Regions from separate parts of the Homo sapiens genome. Here region 1 is linked to region 2. The links are chromatin contacts, found by Hi-C or POLR2A ChIA-PET in ENCODE. All regions are on one chromosome and are shown on one strand. Each heading gives the region's core, a stretch centred on a gene start or an enhancer-like site at or near the end of the contact. The rest is flanking DNA. Distances are from core to core; before and after follow the strand shown. Region 1 has its middle 54 kb from the start of RPS6KA3. Region 2 has its middle 250 kb from the start of RPS6KA3.

Region 1 (4,837 bases), core at 1,421-3,920, 200 kb before region 2:
GAGCCTGTGGCGCCCAGAGTAGGCTCATGAACACACTGTATTGGCTTCCTTCTTTTTTTTGACTTACTTCCCTATTCTCTTTGCATTTCCTGAGGTCACCTCTCACCTAAGCTATTAGTACCCATATCCCTGTCTCAGAGCTGGCTTTTGGGGGAACCCAAAACTATGATACTTACCGTCTTATTTCTTCTTCCTGGGCACACGGAACAACTACATATTCCAGTGGTAGTACGTATTGCTGTCGGTTGAGCCTATGTGACTGAAGTCATGGGCAGAGTGATCGATGTCACCTTCAGGCCTGGCCACAAAACTCCTGGTGTGATAATCCCTCTCAATCTTTCTTTCCTATGGTGATTTCAGAGGCCATGGGTTTAAGATGGCAGCCTCACAAGATAGCAGCTGATTTCTGAGTCACTAATTGGAAGACACCTACTAAGGAGAGCTGCCCCACCTGTACCAGATTTTGACATTAATGAATGAGAAATAAACCTTTACTATGTTAAATTGCTGAGACTTTTTTTTGTTACAGCAGCTACCATTAATTACCCTCATTAATACACCTGCCCTGTCAGCCTTCCTTCACCCAGTTCTCCAAAATTACTGCTCTTTATCCTCCTTTAAACGTTTCCATTCCCTCAGTGTGACTGACACAGTCATGGGTTTAACTGATTAAAGTGTACTTAATTGTAAACAATAACTACCAGATTTGCTTCTGAAAGATAGTTGTGTTTTCAAATGGATTCCTGATTGGTAGGATCTATGAAGGAGATGTTTCCAAATATTGGATCCTTCTTGGTGTCCTTCCACCATCATTGACACAGCCCACTCCCAGCTTGAACTGTGTTGTCTAGAAGCAGAAGAAAGAGGGGTCAGCACTTCTAAGCTGTTGCTGACCTCTGGCCTCTGCAATCAACTCCAGACTCCTTAACCTGGTATTTCCATGTGTCCGCAGTTGGCCCCAACTAACATTCCTACCCTGATCCTCCCCACCCCACTGCCAGTGAAACCTCTTAAATCATACTGCTCGCAACAGGGTGTGCTTTCCTACCTTGCCAGCTTGGGTCTCACTGTGCTCTCCACTTGGAGTGCTCTTTCTGCTCTTCTGCTCCTTTCCAAACCCAGTCCCTGCTCAAAGGCCTCACTCAACTTCCACCTCCTCCCTAAAGCCCTGAAATTCCATTTCGTCTTCCCTTTGCCGCTACTACTCATTTGGTCTTCAGCATTTGCTGCTTATCATGATTTCTGTCTATTTATGTGTTTGTGTCCTCTCTTCTAAAGTAGAAATGAACTACTTAAAGAAAAAATTATGCCTATTTCTCTCTTCAATCTCTACAGCATTTTAGCATAGTGCTGGAGACATGATTACTGAAGATAGATGGATGAATATGGATATAACAATTGAACTTGTTAAATATCACAAATGCAAAGTCTTGTGCAGACATCCTTTTTTTTTTTTTTTTTTTTTTTTTTTTTTCCTGAGACAGGGTCTCACTCTGTCACCCAGTCTGGGGTGCTGTGGTGTGATCATAGCTCACTGCAACCTCGAACTCCCGGGCTCAAGCAATCCTCCCACCTCAGTCTCCCAAGTAGCTGGGAATTCAGGTGCTCACTGTTACACCTGGCTAATTAAAAAAATTTTTAGTAGTGATGTGGTCTCTCTGTGTTGCCCAGGATGGTCTCGAACTCCTGGACTCAAGTGATACTCCTGCCTCAGCCTCTCAAAGCAGTGGGATTACTTTCAGTGGGTATAAGCCACCACACTTGGCCCAGACATGATTAAAAAAAACACTTTCATTCAGAAATAATTTTAAACTTACAGAGAAGTTGCAAGAATAAAAATGGTACAAATATCATCTACATATGTTTTACCTAGATTCACTTACTGTACACATTTTACCTCATTTACTTTAGATCTGCCTGTATATCTTCTCTACACACACACACACACACACACACACACACACACACACACACAAACACACACAATGCTTTTCTGATGCATTTGAGAGTAAGTTACATACATTATGGGTCTTTAATACTTCAGTGAGTATTTCCTAAGAATAATCTGTTACCTAATCACAATAGAGTTATCAACTTCCATTTGATTAATATTGATACAACACATTTATTTAATCTTTTGTTCTCATTCCAATTTTGTCAATTGACCCAATAATGTCCTTTATGGCATCTTTTCCCTCCAACATAAGATCCGGTAGGGTCAGGTGTTACATTTGGTTGTCATGTCTCTTTAGCCTCCTTTAATCTGGAACATTTCGACAGCCTTTCTTTGTCTTTTACGATATTATTTTTCCAAGTTAACTGTCATCCTCCTGCTTTTTAAAAGAATGTCAGAATTTAAAAAATCTCCTAGGTTTGGCAGCCTATTTTATTTACATATGTACATACGGACGGATGTGGAGTCTCTGAGTAGTGTCATAATCATTCCCAGTGCAAGACTCCAAACATGAACCTCCTTTTATTCTCATCCTGAACTTGTAATCAATAGCAATATTTTGTATGCAGTTGTACACGAACCTTTGTTTCATTTTATTTACAGTACCTTTCTTCTTCGTTAAGTAGAGTTGGGGTAAGAGGAAATCACAAATCTCTTTCTCTTCCAGCTTCTGCTGGGTTGCAGGCTGCATGAGAGGAAAAGTCAATAGAGGAAGTGAGAGAGTAAACTGAGAAGTTGAAATCAAAGTGGTGGGCTGCTGAGCCGCGGCTGTGGTGTATCTCTCTCTGAAGTCAAAGCATTTTTACAGACAGCATTCAACCGTAGTTAAATAAAATCCCTATGCTGTAGAAAGGGAAGGCATTAGTAATTTCCGTTGTCTATGAGTGAAAACAGAGACGCTGAGAGGCTCAATGGCTTTTCTGCTTTGAGTTTGAGAGGCAATGAGGAATCACGGAAAAAGAACTAATAAAGGAGTGAATCCATTCTGGAGATTTGAATCTATTTATTACCATTGCTGCCAAGGCATTATGTAGCTCAGCAAGTCACATCATCCCTGAACCTTGGTATCATTATCTGTAAAATTAGGCTTTGGAGTGGACTCAATTCACTTTAAGTTTCCTTCATATTCTAAAATGCAGTGGTGATCAATTCCAGCATACATTTCATGAACATTTATGGAGTGCCTACTAAGTGTTGACCACTGGGCTAGGTGCTGCACCTATAAAGATAGGTAGGACCTGGTCTTTGTTCTCAAGGATCTCCCAGTATGGTAGGCAGGAGGAGCAGGCATGTAAGCCAAGATTTGTGGTTCAAGGTGATAAGGGGCAAGTTCAAGGTACAATGTTGTTGCAAAGGAGACGGCAAGGAACTTTCCCTGGGGGATGGAATAAAAGAAGTGACAGTAGTTGTTGAACAGAGCCCTGAAATGGGGACAGGGCATTCTAGGCAGAAGGTACATGGCTGTTGGTGGACTGCATATACTTTGGGTTTGCTGGAACACAATGTGCCAGAGGTAAAGTGAGGGTAATGAGGCTGGCACAGTAGCTAGGCAGGGGCCAAATCTAAGAGGGTCACTTGGTCAGGCAGAGAGGAATTTGAGCCTGGGAGGGAGGGATGGGGCTGAGACTCATGGCAAGGAAATCAATGGGGACTCTATTGCCAATGATAAAGGACTGAGAGACACTGGGAGCGGAAGCAGAAGAACGATTGGAGACATGTTTAGGAGAAAGGCTTGAGAAGGCTCACTGATTGGCTGTGGGGTCGAAGAGGAAATGTCACAGGACTTCCATGTTTCTGATTTGCCCAGTGGACTAGATTATGGTGCTACTAACTAGGTAGGCCCTAGGTAGATGTCAGCAATTGGAAGACCTCAAGGAGGAGCTGGCTTGGGGGATGTATAATGAATTCAGGTTAGGATATGTTGGCCTTGAGATGTGTATGGGACACTTAAGAGGAGATTTCCACTAGGCAGTTGTACAAATAGATCTGGGACTCAGGAAAGAAGTCTAGGTTGGAGACAGATTTAATGGTTAACATGTTAGGTGTGAGCAATGTCACCCAGGGAGATTGTAACTTTAGGAAAAGACTGTGACAGAGGGAAGAACATGAGCTCTCTTGTCTTATTAGAGCTGGCTTCTTTGCTGAGATCTTTTGAGCCGTATGATATTGGGCAAGTAACTCTGAATCTGTTTCTTTATTTTTAACGATGACCCCAATTTATAGACTTGTGAGAGTTTGAGATTTAAAAAGATAGGTCCAATCAATGGAAATTATCAGGGGAGCAGGAAGGGCACCCTGGGAGACACCATTAAGCTAGAGTTTTATTCATCTGCTTCCTAAAGGTGTCAAGAGGAGCTGTCTGCTATGTTCCCTGCCCCCTTACTGTCTTTCTTGCCATACTAATTTATTACCAGTTGCTTCATTTCTCCAAGCCATGGCTTCTTCCTCTGTAAAACGAAGATGATAACAACTCTCTGATTATCTCAGAGAGTTCTTTTGAAAATCAGTGAGACAAGGTTTGTGTGAACACTGCAAACTGCAAAGTACGATGTGAATACTAGTTATTATCAATATGAGTAAACAAACAGTTGTGCCCAGTTTGTCAGCATTTTCTATGCTGTTACCACTCTGGAGTGTCTGTCAGCATGAACGCTAAAGAATGTTGTAACAAGTCAGTGGCGGAACTGAAATAAAACCAATGGTCTCTCACTCTAGGCCGTAGTTATGCTGATCACTGTATGAGGCTTGAACAGACCCGGGATTTACCTTCCGACAGATTAGTTCATTGTGGGCCAGGGGTAAGAATAGGTGAGCAGGAGGAAGGAGAGCTGTGGATTGGAGAACGTGTGAGATCACCAGGGGCTTGGGGTCTCCTGTGATCAC
Region 2 (5,006 bases), core at 614-3,113:
TTAAACTCGAAAGAGGATTAACATTGAGTCAAATTACACTAAGATATAAATGTCAACACCAAATGCATCCTGATTCACATTAATTTTCCAGCTCTACATTCACTCTGCCTTTCCACATTGGGACCAAGCCATGATTCATAGGCAGCCCACTGATGAGTCATCTTCTGCTTATGTTTGGATGGGTCAGAATGCCCTGAGTGGGTTGATGAGGAGGAGGCAGAGAGGCCAAGGCTGTGACATAGCACAAGCCCAGGGGCTAGGATCTAAGTCCCAGGACCCAGGAGAGGGACCTGCCACACAATGTCTCTGGTTCTCAGAGGACTGAACTTCCAATGGACTCAACTCTCCCTGAATGAGGCTTCCATGATGACTACAGAATGTATCAGAGTCCTTGGGCAGAGAAAAATACAACTTCAGACCTAGAGGAATAGTCTTCTCCTCCCTAGATGGTCCTGGTTCTTGATATTGCAGACAGAGAATTACAGAACAAAGAGCACCCAAGACACCATAGCTGAAAGTCCCAACTAGGTGATAAACCCCACCTGGTGCTAAAAACCATCCAAACAAGCACTCAAACTAATATACAGGTCCTCTGATAATGATTCCAGTTGTTGCCTCAGATCCCAGCTTGAAATTCCACCTTTCATCTTCCTTTCCCCTTGATCTCCTCATTATCATACTCTAGTCCATCCTACCTCTGCCCAGTGGCCCTGTTCTCTACAGTGATCTCCCTTTCTGCCTATTTTAATGGTGAACACCCCCAAGTTCTACTGCTAGCTCATCATCTGACTCTATACCAGGCCAACCTCTCTCTAACATCTATTCATATTGAGAGGCTCTTGGCTGATGAGAATTTGCCATTCCTCCTTGGGTCATACACCTAGGTTAAACCAGTCACCTTCATAGAAAATTGAGACAAGAGGAACATCCTGAACCTCTACTGAATCAGGCAAGAGAGAGTGCTTGCTATACTGGATTCAGGATTCAAATAAAGATCAAGATATTACAATACCTGGCTTTAAGAAACTGAACTCTGAAAAGAGAAAGTTTTTACAGCCTCTAGTTTGAATGGTCTTTGCAGTCATGGTTCAAGTTTTTCAGTTTCTAAAGGCCATGTACAAATGTCTGGGACTTTCGGGACTTCTTCATATTCCATCCCCTGTACCAGCACCCAGTAGAGCATCCAGCCCACAACAGGTAGTTGGTAAATTATTTTTTTGATGCAACATAAATAATCTATCCTTGAGAAAATAGTTGTATAATATCTTTTCCGTTATAGAAACTAGACCAGCCATGAATTATATGTATTTACAGATCACTGGCCCAGAAAAGCTCAGGTCAATAACTTGTTGCAGTATTATGAGAGTTAACTACTGCTGCATCACAAACCACCTCAAATGTTGGTGGTTTAAAACAGCAATGACTTATTATTGCTCACAAGTCTATGGTTGGCTGGGATGGGCTGATCTAGGCTGGGCTCTGCTGGGGAGGCTCAGCTTCATGGGTTGCACCCCAGGCATGTTCCTAGAAGATGGCAGAGCCACAGGATGGCAAGAAGAAGCAGGCAAACTTCACACTGGCACCCTGACACTTTTGACCACATTCGTTTGACCAAAGGAAGTGACACAACTTAGCTCAAAGACAAGGAGTGGCAAAATACACTCTGCCTTTATGGAGGAAACTCCAAAGTCACATAACAAAGGGTGTAATACAGGGAGGGGTGAAAAATTCAAGCTGATCATGCACTTTATCACAAATACAATTTCTGAGAATGTGGGCAATTTGATTATAGAGGAGGGCTTTGTTGATGTTAAAATAATGAGCTCTGGATGACATTGGTTGCAAGGTACTCACTTCCTCCAAATGCTTACTCATTTGGTTCTTACTACTTCTAGGAGGGTCACAGTGGTTGAAACTAAAATTAGCTGTGTTCAAGTAAATGTGACTCATAAGAGAGCAATGAGGAAGCTGGTTTCATATGGCATTCCCTCCCTTCCCACCCTCACACACTAGGTAATACAAAAGAAAGTAGCTTACTTGTCCAGAGATGGGTTTATCTTGAAATCCCTAACTTCATGCAAGTTCCAACCAGTAAATTAACTGCAGTGGCTTTTCTATAGATAATTTGTTTAATCAGAAACCCAGGATAATAAAAATCTTTGAAGTATTTTTAATGATCTTTTCCTAGTTGAACTAAGTCAGTGTCCCTCATGGTCACCCAAATTAACAATACAAGTTTATGTTTCTTGGTATTGAATCTACAATTCTGATATACAAGAATCTTTACTGAAGCACGCAACAAAATGCAGAGAAAGCTCTCTCCACAGAGTTTTTGTGGTTGGTATTTTCAATTTCATAAGAAGATAAAATGTGAAGCAAACTCTAATTAAAGTATCTTCAGAAACATATTGTTTTGGCTTTGGCAATTATATAGCTACCTTGCTTCTGATGGCAATTAGAATTTTATATATACCAAAAAAAAAAAAAAACAATTTTCTCCCAGTGCTCTAATTTGAAAGCTCTGTGCTCCATGTGAAACAAGCAAAAGGTGGTCTATGTTGATTAATTAGGGGTTAGGATATTCAGAAATACTACAAAGAAAATTATCAGGGTGACTTTTCTGTAAGAAGCAAGTTTATAAACCTCTTGCCTAATTTGTACACACAACAGAAAAAGCACTTTAGCTCCACTGTACCCGTGTTCTTCCCTTGAGAAGGATGCTTCTGCAATAGCACGCAAATTTCAGGTAATAGTAAAAGATCATCAGAATCATCCTTTAGCAGAAAAACAAGCCAAAATACCCACCCACTCAGTTTCTCCCAGAGCGCTTTACTTCAGGAAGATAAACATGACTGCAATAAGAAATTGATGCAATAAAGAACGTACTTATGTTACATTTACAGCCATATCCAGGGAGACAGCTAATGGCACTCTAAAAATGGTCATTTTGTCAGAGCTTTAGTGTCGATTATTGATTACACACAGGAAACAGTGGCTTCAAATACCCAGTGACAGCACAAACAGCACCTGGTTAGGTCCTGTGCACGAACATGGTACACAGATGACATTTGGTACACAGATATACTTGGTTTATTTGATTAAAACTCCTGGTATCAGCAGGGAGAATTGTAACTAATCAGCTCTTTATTTTTTTAGTTCAATATCTAAAAATCGATTTCCATGAGTGTATCCATAAGGGATGAAGAAAACACTGATCAAAATTCACAAGAGGTCTTATACAGCCTGGTGGAGATACAGAAAGAATGCTGGGCTGAGTCAGAGCACAGCTGGTAACAATAGCTAGCATTTAATTAATACATCTCATGGTGCCTGGTACTGTGCCAGGTGTTCTGTGAGCATTAATCTATTTCATCCTTTGAACAGCCCTATAATGTGGATGCTGTTGTCATCCCCATCTTGCAGATGGGGCTGAGAGAGATGTTTAGAAATTGGTTCAGTCTCACAGCTAGCAGATGGCAATACCAGCATCCACCTTCAGACCCAACCCTTCTCCATTGCACCGCAGGGTCAAAATGTGCTGGACTCGAGTTTCCCTGTTTTGCTAACTTGAAGTGCATCCTCGAACAAATCCCTTTCCTTCTGTGGGCCTCTGTATTTTCATACAAAATTGAAGTAGTTGGACTAAATCAGTGGTTTGCAACCTTGGCTGAAAACTAAGATCACTTGGAGTGCTTTTATAAGGCAATTTGCTGAGTATTTACTCTATGCCAAGCATCTCATTCGATTCTCTCAATAGTACTGAGATCTCTTTGAGGAAATGAAGAACACCTGATCTCATGGAGGAAAAATTGAGGTTCGAGAAGTTTGGTAACTTGCCTAGCTTATATAGTTCATAGTCTTCAATTCAGACACACAGGCCAGTTACACAGTTCAGGTCTCCGGCATTTCTGAGAGCCATTCCTGGGCTTTGGGTCCTGGGATGAATTATTCTCATCCTTTAGTGACTTGAGACTGCTCTCCCTGTCTCCAGGCTCATCCCTTTCTAATCTGTCGTTCCCATTGTTTCCTCAACGCTTCTCCTAAACTTGCATCTTACTCCCACCCTGAAATCTGACATTGTGTCTTCAGGGCTTTCTGGATGTTTTGACCTCCTTGATGCAGTGCACGAGACACTTCATGATCTGGTTAGTTCTCCAGTCTCATTTTCTGCCAGTGCCTCCCCCACCACTCCTCCCCCGGCTGCACTTTGTTCAGGCAAAGTGTGTCATATAGTTTCTTACATCTGTGTCTTCACATATGTGGCCGTTTCTTCCCAGAATGCCCCCCCGCAACACCCCATTTAATTCTTGCTCCTCCTAAGCTCAGCTGAAACACCTACTCTTTCTTCAAACTGCTCTAGCCACGATGGGGACTCTCAGGCCCTCTTTGTTTCCCCAGTACCCAGGGCCCTTCTTTAAGATAGTCGGTTTGAAGCGCCACTTTCTTCTGAAGCATTTTCTAACCCTCTGATTTATAACTGACGGTTTTCTCTGAAGTGAACTGGAGAAGAGGGGATGGACTGGAGAGGGAGCAGGATGGGGCGATTTTCTCAGGGTTCACTCCACCTCTGCGTCCCTCCCTCTGGTCCGAGTTCTATTATCTCACCCCTAGAGTATTACAATAATTGCATCCTGACTGCTCCCTTCCCTTCTACCCAACAGACTCTTCCCGACACGCAGGGCACAGTGATCCTTTTATATATAAGGCAGATCATGTGACTCCTCTCCTCAAAACCCTGTGATTCACGTCTCAGGCCGAGTCAAAATCCAGGTGCTAACAAGGGCCTATAAGGCTCCCCATCAGTGCTTCTTAAACTTTCACGTGCATATGAATCACCTGGGGATCTGATTAAAACTCAGACTATGATCCAGTAGCTCTGGGGCAGGGCTGGAGAGTCTGCATTTCTAAGCAGCCAGCAGGTGAGGCTGAAGCTGCTGATCCTAGGACTCCACTCTGAGTAGTAACCTCTCCGTGATCTGGTTTCCCGTTATCTCTCTGATCTCCTT

What was found. A loop is a pair of places that touch in the nucleus more often than their neighbours do. ChIA-PET counts read pairs that join two places held with the same protein, here RNA polymerase II (POLR2A). Pooled maps may share reads with other maps.
Region 1: a map of PC-3 shows a loop between it and region 2 (14-fold over the local background). The contact joins two enhancer-like sites. A Hi-C loop is called at or near these places in 1 of 168 maps with a recorded cell type or tissue (PC-3), 10 of 37 single-sample maps with no recorded cell type and 5 of 50 pooled maps. POLR2A ChIA-PET finds 5 or more read pairs at or near these places in 1 of 52 experiments (PC-3).

The regions. Positions count from the first base shown.
Region 1 is chrX:20,318,246-20,323,082 of GRCh38, forward strand. No RefSeq gene overlaps it. Among named protein-coding and RNA genes, the nearest start is that of RPS6KA3, 54 kb to the left of the region's middle. Within about 2 kb of position 2,671, at least 4 of the 41 ENCODE cell types and tissues checked have a DNase peak (open chromatin) inside an H3K27ac peak, as active enhancers do.
Region 2 is chrX:20,514,453-20,519,458 of GRCh38, forward strand. No RefSeq gene overlaps it. Among named protein-coding and RNA genes, the nearest start is that of RPS6KA3, 250 kb to the left of the region's middle. RefSeq lists an enhancer at 1-683 and a silencer at 1,901-2,050. Within about 2 kb of position 1,864, at least 6 of the 41 ENCODE cell types and tissues checked have a DNase peak (open chromatin) inside an H3K27ac peak, as active enhancers do.